Linked DNA regions of Homo sapiens: region 1 is linked to region 2. Evidence: chromatin loops called from intact Hi-C (ENCODE). Cell type or tissue: HCT116. All regions are shown on one strand. Links, peaks and the distances in the headings refer to the core of each region. The heading gives the core; the rest is flanking DNA.

What was found. Hi-C counts contacts between places; a loop is a spot of excess contacts. Peaks named below come from ENCODE experiments on the same cell type or tissue, not always from the same donor. Only the 100,000 strongest peaks of a DNase experiment are listed, where the experiment ranks them.
Region 1: it touches region 2 in a loop (14-fold over the local background); 54 of 110 quality-filtered maps call a loop at or near these places.

The regions. Positions count from the first base shown.
Region 1 is chr14:45,423,277-45,432,143 of GRCh38, reverse strand. All of the region lies in intron 2 of LOC105370476 (a long non-coding RNA gene), which reads right to left. Among named protein-coding and RNA genes, the nearest start is that of MIS18BP1, 170 kb to the right of the region's middle. In HCT116, for the core only: a CTCF peak has its summit at 5,286 (motif pointing left); a DNase peak (open chromatin) is centred at 5,273.
Region 2 is chr14:45,522,529-45,531,395 of GRCh38, reverse strand. All of the region lies in intron 2 of LOC105370476 (a long non-coding RNA gene), which reads right to left. Among named protein-coding and RNA genes, the nearest start is that of LINC02303, 190 kb to the left of the region's middle. In HCT116, for the core only: a CTCF peak has its summit at 3,903 (motif pointing right); a DNase peak (open chromatin) is centred at 3,965; H3K27ac peaks cover 517 bases.

The DNA.
Region 1 (8,867 bases), core at 295-8,294, 99 kb after region 2:
AACTCCCAATAAACTAGATATTGAAGAAATATTCCTAAAAATAGTAAGAGCCATGTATGCCAAACCCACAGCCAATATCATACTGAATGGGCAAAAGTTGGAAGCATTCCCCTTGAAAACAAGCACAAGACAAGAATGCCCTCTCTCACCACTCCTATTTAACATAGTATTGGAAGTTCTGGCCAGGAAAATCAGGCAAGAGAAAGAAATAAAGGGTATTCAAATAGGAAGAGAGGAAGTCAAATTATCTTTGTTTGCAGATAACATGATCCTATATCTAGAAAACCCCATAGTCTCAGCCCGAAAGCTTCTTAAGCTGATAAGCAACTTCAGCAAAGTCTCAGGGTACAAAAGTCAATAGGCAAAAATCACTAGCTTTCCTATACAACAACAGGCAAGCAGAGAGCCGAATCATGAATGAACTCCCATTCACAATTGCTACAAAAAGAATAAAATACTTAGGAATACAGATAACAAGGAAAGTGAAGGACCTCTTCAAGGATAACTACAAACCACTGCTCAAAGAAATCAGAAGGACACAAACAAATGGAAAAACATTCTGTGCTTATGGATAGAAAGAATCAGTATCGTTAAAATGGCCATACTGCCCAAAGTAATGTATAGATTCAATGCTATTCCCACTAAACTACCACAGATATTCTTCACAGAATTAGAAAAAACTATTTTAGGATTCATATGGAAACAAAAAAGAGCACAAATAGCCAAGACAATTCTAAACAATCATGCTACCCGACTTCAAACTATACTAAAACGTTACAGTGGTTACAGTGGTTTTGGTTAAAACATCATGGTACTGGTACAACAACAGACACATAGACCAATGGAACAAAATAGAGAACTCAGAAATAAGACCACACACCTACAACTATTTGATCTTCAACAAACCAGACAAAAGCAATGGGAAAAGGATTCCCTATTTCATAAATGGTGCTGGGAAAACTGGCTAGCTATATGCAGAAAACTGAAGTTGGACCTCTTCCTTACATCTTATATAAAAATTAACTCAATATGGATTAAAGACTTAAATGTAAAACCTCAAACTACAAAAACCCTAGAAGAAAACCTAGGCAATACCATTCAGGATATAGGCATGGACAAAGATTTTATGACCAAGACACCAAAGCAATTGCAACAAAAGCAAAAATTGATGAACGGGATCTAATTACACTTCTAAAGAGCTTCTGCACAGCAAAAGAAACTATCAACAGAGTAAACAGCCTACAGAGTGGGAGAAAAATTTTGCAAAGAATGCATCTGGCAAAAGTCTAACATCCAGCATCTATAAAGAACGTAAACTCAATTATAAGAAAAAATACAAACCCAATTAAAAGTAGGCAAAGGACACAAACAGGCACGTTTTAAAAGAAGACATACATGTGGCCAACAATCATATGAAAAAAAGCTCACCATCACTGATCATTAGATAAATGCAAATCAAAACCACAATGAGATACCATTTCACACCAGTCAGAGTGGCTATTACTAGAAAATCAAAAAACAGATGCTGGCGAGGTTGTGGAGAAAAAGGAATGGTTATACATTGTTGTTGTGAGTGTAAATTAGTTCAACCATTGTGGAAGACAGTGTGGCAATTCCTCAAAGATCTAGAGGCAAAAATACCATTCAACCCAGCAATCTCATTATTGGACATATACGTAAAACAATATAAACCATTCTGGCAGGGATCAGTGGCTCATGCCTGTAATCCCAGCACTTTGGGAGGCCAAGGCAGGCGGATCACCTGACGTCAGGAGTTCAAGACTAGCCTGGCCAACATGGTGAAACCCTGTCTCTATTAAAAATACAAAAATCAGCTGGGCGTAGTGGTTGGCATATGTAATCCCAGCTACTTGGGAGGCTGAGACAGGAGAATCGCTTGAACTCAGAAGACAGAGGTTGCAGTGAGCTGAGATCATGCCATTGCACCCCAGCCTGGGCAATAAGAGTTTAACTCCATCTCAAAAAAAAAAAAAAGAATATAAACCACTCTATTATAAAGATACATGTACATGTATGTTCATTGCAGCACTGTTCACAATAGCAAACTCATGGAATCAACTTAAATGGCCATCAGTGATAAACTGGATTAAAAAAATGTGGCACATAAATGAGACCATGTCATTTGCAGGGACATGGATGGAGCTGGAGACCATTATCAACAAACTAATGCGAGAACAGAAAACCAAATACATGTGTTCTTACTTATAAGTGGGAGCTGAATGATGAGAACACATGGACATGTGGGAGAAAACAACACACACTGGGGCCTGTCAGAGGGTGGGGGGTGGGAGGAGGGAAAGCATCAAGAAAAATAGCTAATGGACGCTGAGCTTAATACCTAGGTGATGAGATGATCTGTGCAGCAAATCACCATGGTACACATTTACCTATGTAACAAACCTGCACATGTAACCCTGAACTTAAAATAAAAGTTGGAAATTTAAAATAAAAAGAAATGTACTTTACCTTCCTTCAATAAACTCTGCTACTTAATCAGATTAGGTTTGTAGCATTCATTAGACACTGAAAGGGGCTCTGATCTTCTCCCAAAAAAAGGCTGCAAATTATGTATCCTCTACCCAGAAAAATCTGTTTTCTTGTTATTATTATTATCATTAGTATTTTTAAAATGTAATATTTTTCTGCTCTGTTCAAAATGTGTGATGTATTTCAAATTTAAAATAGAAAACAATTTTAAAGTGATGCAAACAAAAAAACAGTAAAGTGAATGATAACATGCAGAGATCACAAAGAGCAAATAGGTCCTTTAAGTTGGGATAAACTTCAATGACTGCTACATACAGTAATTCAAAAAGTGCTGTAAATGAAACAACTTTGATCTTTTAAAAAAGATTATTTGTGCAGGAGATGTATGATCAATGACTCAAAATAGACCTCTCAAAACAACAGTGAAGTAGTTTTATAAAATTAGGAAAAGAATAATTTAAAAATAATAGATTTCAAGTTTGTGTGTAACTAATTCAATATTTTTTAAATAAACTGAAATATTTCATTTGGATCCTTAAAAGTTTATATATGTATATTTATATTTGAGGTTAACTTGTATTTGTGCACATATTGGGATCTACCAAGGTAATCTAGTTAGTGTGTAGCCTATGAAAAGGACATGACTTAAATAAATCAGAGTACTTATATATGATGAAAAACTATGCAGTCTTTAAAAGTTATTTAGAAATTCCTATTTATTGACATAGAAAGGCATATATTGATAAGTAGAAAAAAGCAGTTACCTCATAACATGTATGACACAGCCTTATTTATGTGAAATAATTATATATGTAAATATATAAATGGAGAGAGAGAGATGGAAGGGCCCCCATAAATGTTAATAGTAATTGCCTTCTTTTGAAATGGTATCAGGTGATTTTTACATTTCTTGCTATACTTCTCTATATTACAATTTTTTTCAACAATCCTGCATCATTTTATAAAATTGATCAACATTTTTTAAAGAAACGAAAATTATATGTCTTTCAGATATTACATAGATTCCTATGCAACCATAATTTCTCAATGATAACAGAGCATGACATCATGGTAAATATTCCTGACCTTAATTGCAGTGGCATTTATATTAGTAGTTAGAACATCAAAGAGAAGAAAGAAAAAGAAAATCTCCCAGAACCTAACAATCCACTGAAGAATATTTAAATGCATGAGATTTTAGCCCGATGTAGCTCCATGTGAATCTGCTGCTTCACTTCAAACTACTATTAATATGACTATACTACTGTACTTACTCCCTGACATTAGCAAATATCAATTCACTACATATTATATTAAATGTGATGGCAATTTAAACCATGCATATACTATGATCCTTGCTGTGATGCCATGTTCTTGAATAACCACAATTCGAATTAGGATGGAGAAGTATCCTGTAAGGCAACTGACATGTTTCAAAAGTTCCAAAGAAAAGATCACTTTCAACCCCACTGAGCAAAAGCATTCAAAGGAGGTGGTGGTGTCTCAGCCATGCTGGGAAAAATTAGAATTCCAGGATACTAAACTAAACAGAGAAAAGACCTCCCAGAAGAGGAAGAATAAAACCCAGTCCACATATTCAGATGTATAAGAAAAATACATTTCTTTTCTACAACAACTTTTATCCCAAGCCCCCAGGATATGGAGTAATAGAAAATACTTGATGCTAGTCTTACCCTTTCCCAAATTTATATGAAGTGCCAAGGCACTGGAGTTTGTGGGGGAAGTGATTAATAAGGAATGGCCCAGTCCACACGGGTGGTTTGTTACTGTGACATTCATTATCTCTGATGACTTGGCCTCTTCAGTTTTTATGGCTCTCTGCCATTTCCATAAACAACTTTGGGAGAGAAATGTTATATAATGCCAGAGGATTCCCACTCCCTCTGTAGGGTTTTGCAGCCACCCTAATGGCACTGGAAGCAAGCCCTAGGTCCTTCTTGCCCCAGGTCCCTCTTTTCCCTGGTCCCATGGGCCTCTATCCCTTTTTACTTCCCATCCTGAAGAAAGTTCTTTCTAGTCTGGGACATGGTATATAACCTTGATGTCTTCCCAGCTTCTGATCAGCACTTGTTCTATTCCCATAAATCCTCTTCATATTAAGATTTAGAATTTTGAAACACAATACTCAGAGAGATTCACAACATGCATCTATTTCCTGTCCTGCTACATTCCTCCTCTGAAGCAATGAGCCCAAAATTGACTGCTTGCTTGAGTAGGCGGTGATAAAAAATATAGAAATATTGTTTCAAAGATAATGCCAGCCATAATGCCTTAAAAGGTTTTCAGTCAAGTCCTTGTACCATAAGTATAATTAAAAATCAACTAAATACCAAGAAATCTGCCCCTGAGGGATTAATCTAAGAGATTCTCTTCTTCTCCTGTGGAGATACTGCAGGAAAAAAAAAATCCTTCTACAATACTTGTCCATCTGAAAGCACATACAAAAAAAGCAAGTTGCTCACAGACCAATCTTGACTTAAAGTTATGTTATTATTTTACAAATATAGGGGAAGTGTGCTCAATAAATTTTTAAGTCACATTCTCTAGGAAGACTCAGAATAAAAGTCATTTCCTCTAAGAACACACGGGTTATATTAGTATTAAATCATTTACTCATGGTATAGCCAGGAGGTACTAGAACTAGGATCCCCTACTGTGACCCCAGAGCAAATTCAGCAACAGGAAAGAGATCCTTCAAGTTAATAGCAGCTTTATATAGAGAATGTACCATTAGTGCCACCTAGTGGTTGTATTGAAAAAATCCTGAGGTTTGAGTTTGTGAGTGAAATCTGAGCAGTAAGGAGGTTCCTGAGTATATTTCCACGTGTTTCAATCAGGGAAATGCACCCTGGTACATTCCCACATGTTTCAATCAGAGAAACATAGCTGCTTCTGGAAAATACTACAGCTTGGCAGCCAGGCACCAAGTCTGATTTTCATCCTGTTCAAGTCTTAGAATCTATCTCCCCATAAGTTTCCTCTGTCTTCTTTTAACATTGTATCATTTATATTCCTCAATTTTATTTTATTCCTAACATTCTTTCACCTTCAGTATCCAAATTATCAGTAAGAATCTTCTCCTCCTCCTATTATGAACAACTATAAGCTCACAAACTAGAAAATCTAGATGAAATAGATAAATTCCTGGAAACACACAACCTACCAAGATTGAAACAGGAAGAAATAGAACTAACTCCTGAACAGACCAATAACGAATAGCGAGATTTAATCAGGAATATAAAAACCTCTCAACCAAAAAAAACAGCCGAGGACCAGATGAATTCACAGCCAAATTCTATCAAATATACAAAGAATTAATACCAATCCTCTTGAAACTATTCCAAAAAATCAAGGAGGAATGAATTTTCTTTAACTCATTCCACAATGTCAGTACCTCCCTCATGCCAAAATCAGATAAGGATAAAATAAAAAAAAGAAAACTACAGACCAATATCCCTGATGAACACAGATGTAAAATTCCTCAACAGAATACTAGCAAACCAAATTCAACAGCACATCAAAAAGATAATATACCATGAATAGGTGGGATTCATCACAGGAATGCAAGGATGGTTCAACATATGCAGATCAATAAATATGATATATCATATTAACAGAATTAAAAACAAAAACCATATGATCATCTCAATACAGAAAAAGGATTTGATTAAATTCAGCACACCCTTCATGATAAAAATTTTCAACAAGCTAGGCATAGAAGGAATGTACCTCAACACAATACAGGTCATGTATGACAAAACCACAACCAACATCATACTTAATGGGGAAAAATTGAAAGCATTCCCTTGTTAAAAGAAAAACTTCAGCTGAATTAAATTTAAAGGAGTTTAATTGAGCAAAGAACGATCTGTGAATCAGGTAGCCCCCAGAATCACAGCAGATTTGGAGAGACTACAGAGATGCCTCGTGGTAAAAACAAATTTATAGACAAAAAAAAAAAGGAAAGTGACATACAGAAATCAGAAGTGAGATACAGAAACAACTGGATTGGTTACAGCTCGGCATTTGCCTTATTTGAACACAGTTTGAACACTCAGCAGTGTATGAGTGGTTGAAGTATGGCTGCTGGAATTGGCCAAGACTCAGCTATTGTTGCATACGCCAAAGTTAGGTTTTCAATCTTGTCTACCTATCAAGCTAGTTTGCAGTTCATCCACAAGGACTCAAATATAGAAGTATATTCTCAGGCCACATTTAGTTTGCTTTAACAATTCTCCCCTTTTGGTCATTTTCTCAATTTTGAGAGATTGACCAAAACTTCAATTATTGATGTCATATTACCATCATTAATATACTTTTTGGTTTTGAAACCCACTTGGAAACAGTAGAACAGTGAATTTTTCAAAGGTAGGAACAAGGACTGAGTAGAGGGTACCTCTTTATGCTGCAGCATCCTGTTTACAGGAGAAAAACAAAACCTGGTTCATTCTAGGATCTATGAGTTTACTTAAAGTGTCAGTTTGATTATGTCACATTTAGCAAAAGCAACTCCATTTTTGTTTGGTTTGGTTTCTTGGGGCCTAGTGCATAAGCTCAATCCAAAACAATGGACATCCATAATTTTGTTTTAAAAAAAAAATCTGGCCGGGCATGGTGGCTCACCCCTGTAATCCCAGCACTCTGGGAGGCCAAAGCAGAAGGATCACCTGAGGTCAGGGATTCAAGACCAGCCTGGTCAACATGGTGAAAGCCCACCTCTGCTAAAAATACAAAAATTAGCTGAGTGTGGCAGCACATCCCTGGAGTCCCAACTACTCAGGAGGCTGAGGCAGGATAATCACTTGAACCCAGGAGGCAGAGGTTACATTGAGCGGAGATCATGCCACTGCACTCCAGCCTGGGCGACAGAGTGAGATTCCATCTCAAAAAAAAAAAGACAAAAAAAAAACCAAAAACTTTTTCATCAGGTTCTCACTTAGGTGAGAGTGTTACCAAAATTTAGTCACTCAGTGCCACTCTCAGTTACCATCATTTTGGGTTTCTGGTCTCAGGTTGTCATTCATAAGCTACAGTGTCCTCATGGTCACACATTTCTTTCAGTTCTTGTCATTCCAGTTGAAGAGAGACCATTTGGCATTCTAGACATGGCTGCATGCAAACACTTAAAACATTTGAGAGAATACAGTGCACCAGAGAATATTATGACTATTGAGAGGATAATACCAAGAGTTTGGAGTATGCTCCTTACCATGGGTTCCCATAAACCAAACCACCTAAAATCAAATAGATCAAAGAATGAGCTAGATAAAGAGTCTAGTTGCTTAACTAACTAGTCTTTTCATTAATCCCCTACAACTGAATCTCTATAATACCCAGTGTCTTCTCCATAGGCCATAAGTGCCAGCAGCTGCACATATACTTCTCTATTTAGCCAATTCTATTATTTAGCATCATTTTCACATGAGAATTTAAAGTCTGTTGTGTAACTATAGCCTGTACAGTAGAATCTACTGTAGTTCCTCTCATAAGGGAGACATTTCTAATCATTGCCTCTTTTACTCCAACTATGGGAAAAAAAAAAAAAACGTACTATGCCCTTCTAGAAGAGTAAAGGCCTCCTGGCAATGTTCCCTTTAACCATAATATGGGTTAAGAGAAGTGAACCAATGTTCTGTTTCTGACTGATTATGAGGCAATGTATGTACCATTAAAGTTTCTCACCTACATTGGGTCTTCATCTTTATCAAAGTATAAGGTTATCCATGTATTAAGGCTGGCTGCAAAATAATTCATAAATAAAAGTAAATACATGCACATAACAGACTCCCTTTTCACTTCTATTGTTCATAAAGGCATAAGCAAGGAAAAAAATATCCAAAGATAAGAGTCTCGTAATAGTAAAAGTCTTGACCCATGATCTTGGAAAAAGCTGTTCACATCAAGGATGCCATCCTCTTCTGGGCAGAAATTTCTGTGGTTAGCTTTACCTTAAGGGTTCCAATGAGTGTACTGTTCCAAGAGTATGCAGGGACCCCCTTTTCAGTTGTGAGATTATGAACCCATGGTTCAAGGCCCAAAGTTTTGCTGTAGTATAGACATCAAGGGCAGTCTTTCTCTGATGTTATCGGAAGAGTCAATCTTTGAGTTCTAGATTGTGAAGGGGTTGATTGTCCTCAATCAGTGAATCATAAAAAGCTTTCTTTACCTGATGAAAATACACTGTAGTATAATAATTCACTTTATAATATCAGCCCTCTTGCATGGGAAAGCTTTTAAACAACCAGAAAAAATGCATTGAAAATGACAATTGAATGAAATCCCTTTATAAATATTTAAAGAGTCCATTAGGTAGCCAAATGTACCTGAAGCTTTGATTG
Region 2 (8,867 bases), core at 677-8,676:
CCAACATTCTGGTGGTGAGCAAAATGCCCAATAGGTAGTTTTTAAACCCACCCTCTAGTAGTGCATAGTGTCTATTTTTCTCATATTTATGTCCATGTGTGCTGAATGCTTCACTCCTACTTACAAGTAAGAACATGTAGCATTTGGTTTTCTGTTTCTGCATTAATTTGTTTATGATTCATGGCCCCCAGCTCTATCTACGTTGCTGAAAAGGACATGACTTCATTCTTTGTTATGGCTACATAGTAGTCCATAGTATATATCTACCACATTTCCTTTATCCAATCTACCATTGATAGGAGCCTGGGTTGATTTCATGTCCTCACTATTGTGAATAGTGTAGAAATAAGCATATGAGTGCATGTGTCTTTTTAGTACAATAATTTATTTTCTTTTAGATATATACCCAGTAACGGGATTGTTGGGTCAAATGGTGACTCTGTTTTAAGTTCTTTGAGGAATCTTCAGACTGCTTTCCACAGTGAAATAACTAATTCATATTCCCATTAACCGTGTGTAAGTGTTCCCCTTTCTCCACAACCTCTCTAGGATCTGTTATTTTTCTGACTTTTTAATAGTAGCCTTCCTGACTAGTGTGAGATGGCATCTCATTGTGGTTTTGATTTGCATTTCTCTAATGATTACTGATGCTGAGCATTTTTTCATATGTTTGTTGGCCACATGTATGTCTTCTTTTGAGAAGCGTCTCTTTATATCCTTTGCTCACTTTTTAATGGGGTTATTTGTTTTTCGCTTCTTGATTTGTTTAAGTTCCTTATAGATTCTGGATACTAGGCCTTTGTCAGATTCACAGTTTGCAAATATCTTCTCTCATTCTGTAGATCATCTGTTTCTTTTGCTGTGCAGAAGCAATGTTTAATTAGGTTCTACTTGTCTACTTTTGGCTTTGTTGCAATTGCTTTTGGGGACTTAGTCAAAAATTCCTTGCCAAGGCTAACATCAAGAAGAGTATTTCCTAAATTTTCTTCTAGGATTTTTATAGCTTGAGGTCTTACACTTACAACATTAATCCATTTGAGTTAATTTTTGTATATGTTGAAATGTAGGGGTACAGCTTCAAAATTCTAAATATGGCTAGCCAGTTATCCCAGTACCATTTGTTGAATAGGGATTCCTTTTCCCCTTGCTTGGTTTTATCAACTGTGTTAAAGATCAGATTGTTGTAGGTGTGTGGCTTTATTTCTGAGTTTTCTATTCTGTTCCATTGGTATGTGTCTGTTTTTGTACCTGCACCAAGCTGTTTTGGTTTCTGTAGCTTTATGGTATGGTTTAAAATCAGGTAGTGTGATGCCTCCAGCTTTGTTCCTTTTGCTTAGGATTGCTTTGGCTGTTCTGGCTATTTTTTGGTTCTATATGAATTTTACAATAGCTTTTTTTTTAATTCTGTGAAGAATGACATTGGTAGATTGGCAAGAATAACACTGAATCTGTAAATTGCTTTGGGGAGTATGACAATTTTTACAATATAAATTCTTCCAATCAATGAGCATGGGATGTTTTTTCATTTATTTTCATCATCTCTGATTTCTTTCAACAGTGTTTTGTAGTTGTCCTTGTACAGCTCTTTCACCTTCTAGGTTAGTTGTATTCCTAGGAATTTGATTTTCTTAGTAACAGTTGTGAGTGGGATTGGGTTCTTGATTCACTCTCAGCTTAGATGTTTGTAGCGTATAGACATGCTACTGAATTTTGTACATTGATTTTGTATCCCAAAACGCTATTGAAATCATGTATTTAAATGATTAAATAATCATTTAGGAGCCATTAAATCTTCTTGGAGCCTCTTGACTGAATCTATGCGGTTTTCTAGGTATAGAATTCTATCATCTGTGAATATAGATCTTTTAACTTCCTCTATTCCTATTTGGATGCCTTTCATTTATTTTTCTTGCCTGATCGCTCTGGCTAAAATTTTCAGTGCTGTGTTGAATACAAATGGTGAAAGTGGGCATTCTTGTCTTGTTCCAGTTCTCAAGGAAAATAGTTCAAGCTTTTGCCCATTCAGTATGACGCTGGTTGGCTCTGGATTTGTCATAGATAGCTCTTATTATTTTGAGGTATGTTCCTTTGATGTCTAGTCTGTTGAGGGTTTTTATCATGGAAGAATGTTGGATTTTATCAAAGGCTTTTTCTACATCTGCTGATATGATCATATGATTTTTGCTCTTTATGTGGTGATGTTGACCCAGCCTTGCATTCCAGGAATAAAGCCTGCTTGATCATGGTGTATTAACTTTTTGATGTGCTGCTGGATTTGATTTGCTAAGGATTTTTGCATTTATGTTCATGAGGAAAACGGGTCTGAAGTTTTCTTTCTTCATTGTGTCTTTGCCAGACTTTGGTATCAAGCTGATGCTGGCTTCATAGAATGAGTTATGAGGGAACTGCTCACTTTTAATTTTTTGAACAGTTTCAGCAGGATGGGTATCAGTTCTTTGTAGGTGTGGTAGAATTTAACTATGAATCCATCCATCTGGCCCAGGGCTTTTTTTGGTTGGTACGTTCTTTGTTGCTAATTGAATTTCAAAAATAGATAATGGTCTATTCGGATTTCAATCCCTTCCTGATTCCATTTTGGGAGACTGTGCACTTCCAGGAATTTATCCATTTCTTCTAGATTTTCTATTATTGATACGTGTGCATAAACTTGTTCACAGTAGTCTCTGAGGATCTTCCGTATTTCTGTGGGATCAGTTGTAATATCATCTTTGTCATTTCTCATTGTGCTTATTTGGATTTACTCTTTCTTTTTCTTTGTTAATCTAAATAGGGTTCTATCAATTTGAATTATTTTTTCAAAGAACCAACTCTTGGTTTCACTGATCTTTTGTATGGATTTTTGCATCTCAATTTCATTAAGGTCTTCTCTAATTTTAGTTATTTCTTTTCTTCTGCTAGCTTTGGAGTTGGTTTGTTCTTTTTTTTCCATAGTTCCTTTAGGTGAAAAGTTAGATTGTTAATTTCACATGTTTCTAATGTCTTTATGAAGGCATTTAGGGCTATAAATGTTTCTCTTAACACTGCTTTGGCTCCATCTCAGAGATTCTGGTTCTCTGTATTTCTTGGATTTGCATGTTGAACTCTCTTACAAGATTATGAAAATTTTCATGGACTATATTCTCAAATATATTTTCCAAGTTGCTTATTATCTCTCCTTCTGCCTCAGGAATGCCAATGAGTTGTAGATTTGGTCTCTTTACATAATTTCAAATTTCTGGAGGTTTTATTCATTTTTCTTAATTTTTGTCTGAGTTGATTCAAAGAACCGGTCTTTGAGCTCTGAGATTCTTTCCTCAGCTTGGTCTATTCTGCTGATACTTCTGATTGTATTCTGAAATTTTTCCACTCAGGAAGTTCAATTGGGTATTTTTTTTTTTTTTTTGAGACGGAGTTTCACTCTTGTCACCCGGGCTGGAGTGCAATAACGCGATCTCGGCTCACTGCAACCTCCGACTCCCGGGTTCAAGTGATGCTCCTGCCTCAGCCTCCTGAGTAGCTGGGATTACAGGCACCTGTCACAAAGCCGGCTAATTTTTTGTATTTTTGGTAGAGATGGGGTTTCACCATGTTGGCCAGGCTGGGCCTCGAATTCCTGACCTCAGGTGATCCACCCGCCTTGGCCTCCCAAAGTGTTGGGATTACAGGCGTGAGCCACTGCACCCTGCCATTGCTAAAGTTCTTATGCTGATTATTTCTCATTTGGAGGGCTGGTATTCTTTTAATTGTGGTGTAAATTGCGTATAGTCTGTTGGCTTCATTTGTGGACGTTTTCAGGGAATTAAGACTCTGTACAGGGTCTTTGTGGTAGAATTTATGTTCTTGGTTTTGTAGGAAGGAGAATTAGTAAAGTGATTTTTTTGTGTGTGTTGTAGTTTGGGCGGCAATCCAGTAGATGGTGCTTGAGAGCAATGGACAATAGGCTCCTATTCAGCCATTTGGCTCCTCTGGTGTTTGTAGCTGTGTCATGCGGTTTGAAGGGGAGACAGATGACACCCTCGCCAGGTCTACTCTGGGACTTAAGGCGGCCACCTCCAATCACTGGCACTATGCCCGTCATGTTGCTACTGTTGTTCTTATGTCTTTGGGGTCGCTGGTCTCCCTTGGGCAGAGGTCTGGTAGGGAAATACACCACACCCTTACCATACCAACTCTGTGGAGGGAGGCATGGCTAGGTCCCATATCAGTTTGCAAACCTGTGTGACTCAGCCATCTCAGATTTCTGAAAGTGTAGTCTCCTCCCCCATTCAACTGCCAAGTGCAGATCCCAGGTTGGCACTCCTGAACCACAGGCTGCAGTTCTGAGGCTACAGGACCCACTTGGGCTCCTTCCTCCAGATGCACTGGGTTGAGTTTCAGGTGCAGTGTGGGATCTGAAGGGCTCCCATGCTGCGGGAATGCACTCAGGTGGTGCAAAGCACCAAGGCTGGGCAGGAGGCTGCGCTGTGTACATGCTTCTACCCCACAGCGAGGCAGGAGCCCTGGGAAGGGCTGGCGGGCCGTCATCGGGCCTGCAGGACAGATGTGCTCCAATCCTGCAGGGAAGCAGGCTCTGCTTTGTCCCCAGCAGTTAGCTGGAGCCATAGCCTCTCTGAGGGAGGCTGGTAGCCCTGGCGTTGGGCACGTATGTCCAGGCTTTACCAGAGCTGACCCATGTTCCAATATTCCTGGCTCTGTGCCTACTACAGCTTCATCTCTGTCTAATCTCCAGGGAGATGCCCCTGCCAGCTCACAAGTCAGTGTGGGTGTGGTGTCCCTTGCAGCTAGAACCCCAGAGGTCAATGATGGGAATGAGCAGACCCTCAGTCCCTTCACTCACCCCTTCTCCCAGGTTTCATTCAGGACAGGGGACGGGCCATAGCATTCAGGCACTCCACCTGGGATTCCCAACTTCCTCCCTCTTCAGCCTTAACAGCTGCATATTTTTTTCCATCCACATTCAGTGTTATCTCTCCAAAGATCTGTTCAAATTATGTTGGTGTAGTTGAAATTGTGTTCTCTCTCTATAGGAGCAGCACTTCCTGGCTGCATCTAGTTGGCCATTTTGGAAACAGTCAATCAAATCACTCTTAAACTAGAAACATTTCCCAGATTCTGAGGTGTCCTGACTTCATAGTATGAATCTCCCTGTACCATTTCCCAGCTTCCAGGTGTCCTATCATTCTCCCTATGGATCTTCCAGTACCTGCAGGTCACAGGGCAACAGAGGCTGCAGGAGAGTTACCTAAGGCCTCCTGGATCAGAGGACATGGAATAGTCTTAAAAATCTAAGATAATAAAATTATACCAAGTATCTTTTCCAATCACAATGGAATGAAACTAGAAATTGTAACAGCAAGAAAATTGACAAATATATGAAAATTAAGTAAGACATTCAAACAACCATTGGGTCAATTAGAAAATCAACTGGGGAATTTTTAAAATATCTGTAATCAAACCAAAACAAAAACGCAACTTTCCAAAATTTTGGGGATGCAGCAAAGGCAGTTATTAGAGAAAGATTTATACCAATAAATGCTTACATCTAAAAAGAAAAACATCTCAAAGAAACAAACTAATTGTATACCTCAAGGAACTAAAAAGCAAACAAAACATTAAACTCAAAGTAAGCAAAAGGAAGGAAATAATTATAATCAGAGAAAAAACAAATAGAGAAAACAAAGACTACAGAAAAAATTCAAAAGTGAGTTTTTTTAAAAAAAAGTATATATATATATACACACTAAATCAACAAACCATTAGGTAGACTAAAAGAAAGAAAAAAGAGAGAAGACTCAAATAAGTAAAATCAGAAATGAGAGAGGAGACATTACAACAGATGCCTCAGAAATAAAAAGGATCATAAGGGACTATTATGAACAATTATAGTCCAACAAATTGGGTAACCTATAGGAAATAGATAAATTCCTAGAAGCATACAACTCATCTAGACTAAATCAAGGAGAAACAGAAAGCCTGAACAGACCAATAACAAATAGAGATGAAGTAGTAATCAAAAGCCTTTCAACAAAGAAAAGCCCAGGGCCAGATGGCTTCACAGCTGAATTCTACCAAAATTCAAGGAAGAATTCATACCAATACTTCTTAATCTCTTCAAAAAATAGAAGTAGAGGGTATATTTCCAAATTCATTTTATGAAGGCAGCATCACCCTAAAACCAAAGCCAGGCAAAGATACCACAAGAAAAAAACCTTCAGGCCAATATCTCTAATGAACATTGACGCAAAAATCCTCAATAAAATACTAGCCAACTAAATTCAACAACACATCAAAAAGATTATATACATGATCAAATGAGACTTATCCATGGGATGCAAGGTTGGTTTAACATATGCAAATCAATCAATGTGATATACCACTTTAACAAAAAGAAAGACAAAAACCACACGATCATCTGAATAGATGCATAAAAAGCATTTGACAAAGTTCAACAAACCTTTATGATAGAAACCCTCAACAAAATAGGTATAGAAGAAAAGTGCTTCAACCTAATAAAGGTCATTAATAAGAAGCTTACATGTAATATCATAATGAATGGGAAAAACTGAAAGCTTTTACTCTAAGACCCAGTACAAGGCAAGAATGTCCCTCTTGCCACTTCTATTCAATATAGTACTGGAAGAACTAGCAAGAACAATTAGACAAGAAAAAGAAATAATATAAATCCAAATCAGAAAGGAGTAAGCTTATCCCTATTTGCAGGTGATATGATCCTATACATAGAAAAGCCCAAAGATGCCACCCACAGCAAAACTTTTGGAATAAATGAATTCAGTAGAGTAGCAGGACACAAAATTAACACCAAAAAAATTTTTACATTTCTTTACACCAGTATTATTCTACCCGAGAAAGCAATCAAGAAAACAATCCTAATTACAATAGCATCAAAAAGATTAAAGAATTTAGGAAATAAGTTTAAGCAAGGAAGTGAAAGATCTGTGTAATGAAAACTATAATACACTAATAAAAGAAATTGAAGAAGAAACAAATAAATGGAAAGCTATCTCATGTGTATAGATTGGAAGAATTAATTTTGTCAAAATGCTCATATTACCTGAAGCAATCTATAGATTCAATGCAATCCCTATACCCCATCAAAATTTCAATAACCTTTTCACAGAAATAGAAAAAAATCCTAAAACTTGTATGGAACCATAAAAGACCCCAAGTATCCAGAACAATCTTAAGAAAAACAAATTTGGAGGTATCGCACTTCCTAATTTCAAATCATATTACAAATCTATAGTAATCAAAACATTATGGTGCTGGCTTAAAAACAAATACATAGATCAATAGAATAGGATAGAGTTCAGAAATGAACCCAAGCATATACAGTCAACTAATTTTTGACAAGGCCACCAAGAAGACACAATGGGGAAAGGACAGCCTCTTCAGTAAATGGTACTGGAGAAACTGGATTTCCACATGCAAAAGAATGAAACTGGACCTTATCTTATGCTATACACAAAAATCAACTCAAAAACAGATTAAAGACCTAAACATAAGACCTGAAGCCCTAAAACTCCCAGAAGAAAGCATAATGGAAAAAGCTCCTTGATATTGGCCTTGGCAATGATTTTTTGGAAATCACACCAAAATTCCAGGCAATCATAACAAAAATAAACAAGTGAGATTATATCAAACTGAAAAGCAAAGGAAACAACAGAATGAAAAGGCAGCTTTCAGATTGTGAGAAAATATTTGCAAACCATATATCTAATAAGGGGTGAATATTCAAATTATATAAAGAATTCACACAACAGCAAAAAACAATTAATTCTATTTAAAAATGGGCTAAGGACCCAAATAGACATATCTCCAAGGAAGACACACAAATAGCCCACAGGTTTATAAAAAGTGCTCAACATCACTAATCATCAGGGAAATGTAAATAAAAACCACAGCGATGTATTACCTCACACCTGTTAGAATGGGTATCACTAAAAAGACAAGATAAGTGTCAGCAAGGGTGTGGAGAAAGTGGAACCCTTGTGTACTATTGGTGAGAATGTAAATTATTATGACCATTGTAGAAAACAGTATGGACTGTCTGCAAAAAACTAAAAATAGAACTATCATATGACCCTACAATCCCTCTGCTGGGTGTATACCCAAGAAAATGAAATCAGCATGCCATAGAGATATCTGCACTCCCATCTTTCTTGCAGTGTTACTCAAAGTAGCTAAGATATGGAAACAAGCTAAGTGTCCACCAATGAAATAGAAAAACTGATAAAGAAGTTGAGATATATGAACTGTTATTCAGCTTTTAAAAAGAAGATACTGCCATATGTAACAACATGGATGAGCCTAGAGGACATTATGCTAAGTGAAATAAGCCACATACAGAAAGAAAACTACTGCATGATCTCACTTATGTGTAGAAATTTTAAAAAGCTGGACACATAAAAACAGAGTAGAATGGTGGTTATTATGGTATAGAAAAGGAGGAAATAGGGATAAACAGGTCAAAGATACAAATTTTCAATTATGTAGGACAAATAAGTCTAGGGATTTAAGGGACAGCATGAGGACTATAGTTAATAATATTCTATTATATACTGAAAATTTGCTAAGAGAGTAGATTTTAGATGCTCTTACCACACACATAAAAGGTAACTATAGAAGGTGATAGATTGATTCGTTTGCTCAACAATAGCATTATTTCACTATGTATATCAAAACTACATGTGTACATCTTAAAATATATAATAAAAAATTCCCTACATCTTTATTTATATTATTAATTTGTTTATTCCAACTTTCACAGATAATCAAAAAATAAATTTCAGTTTGGTTTATGTCTGAATATTCCAAATTTTTTAAGCTTACAATAATCTTGTTAGTTA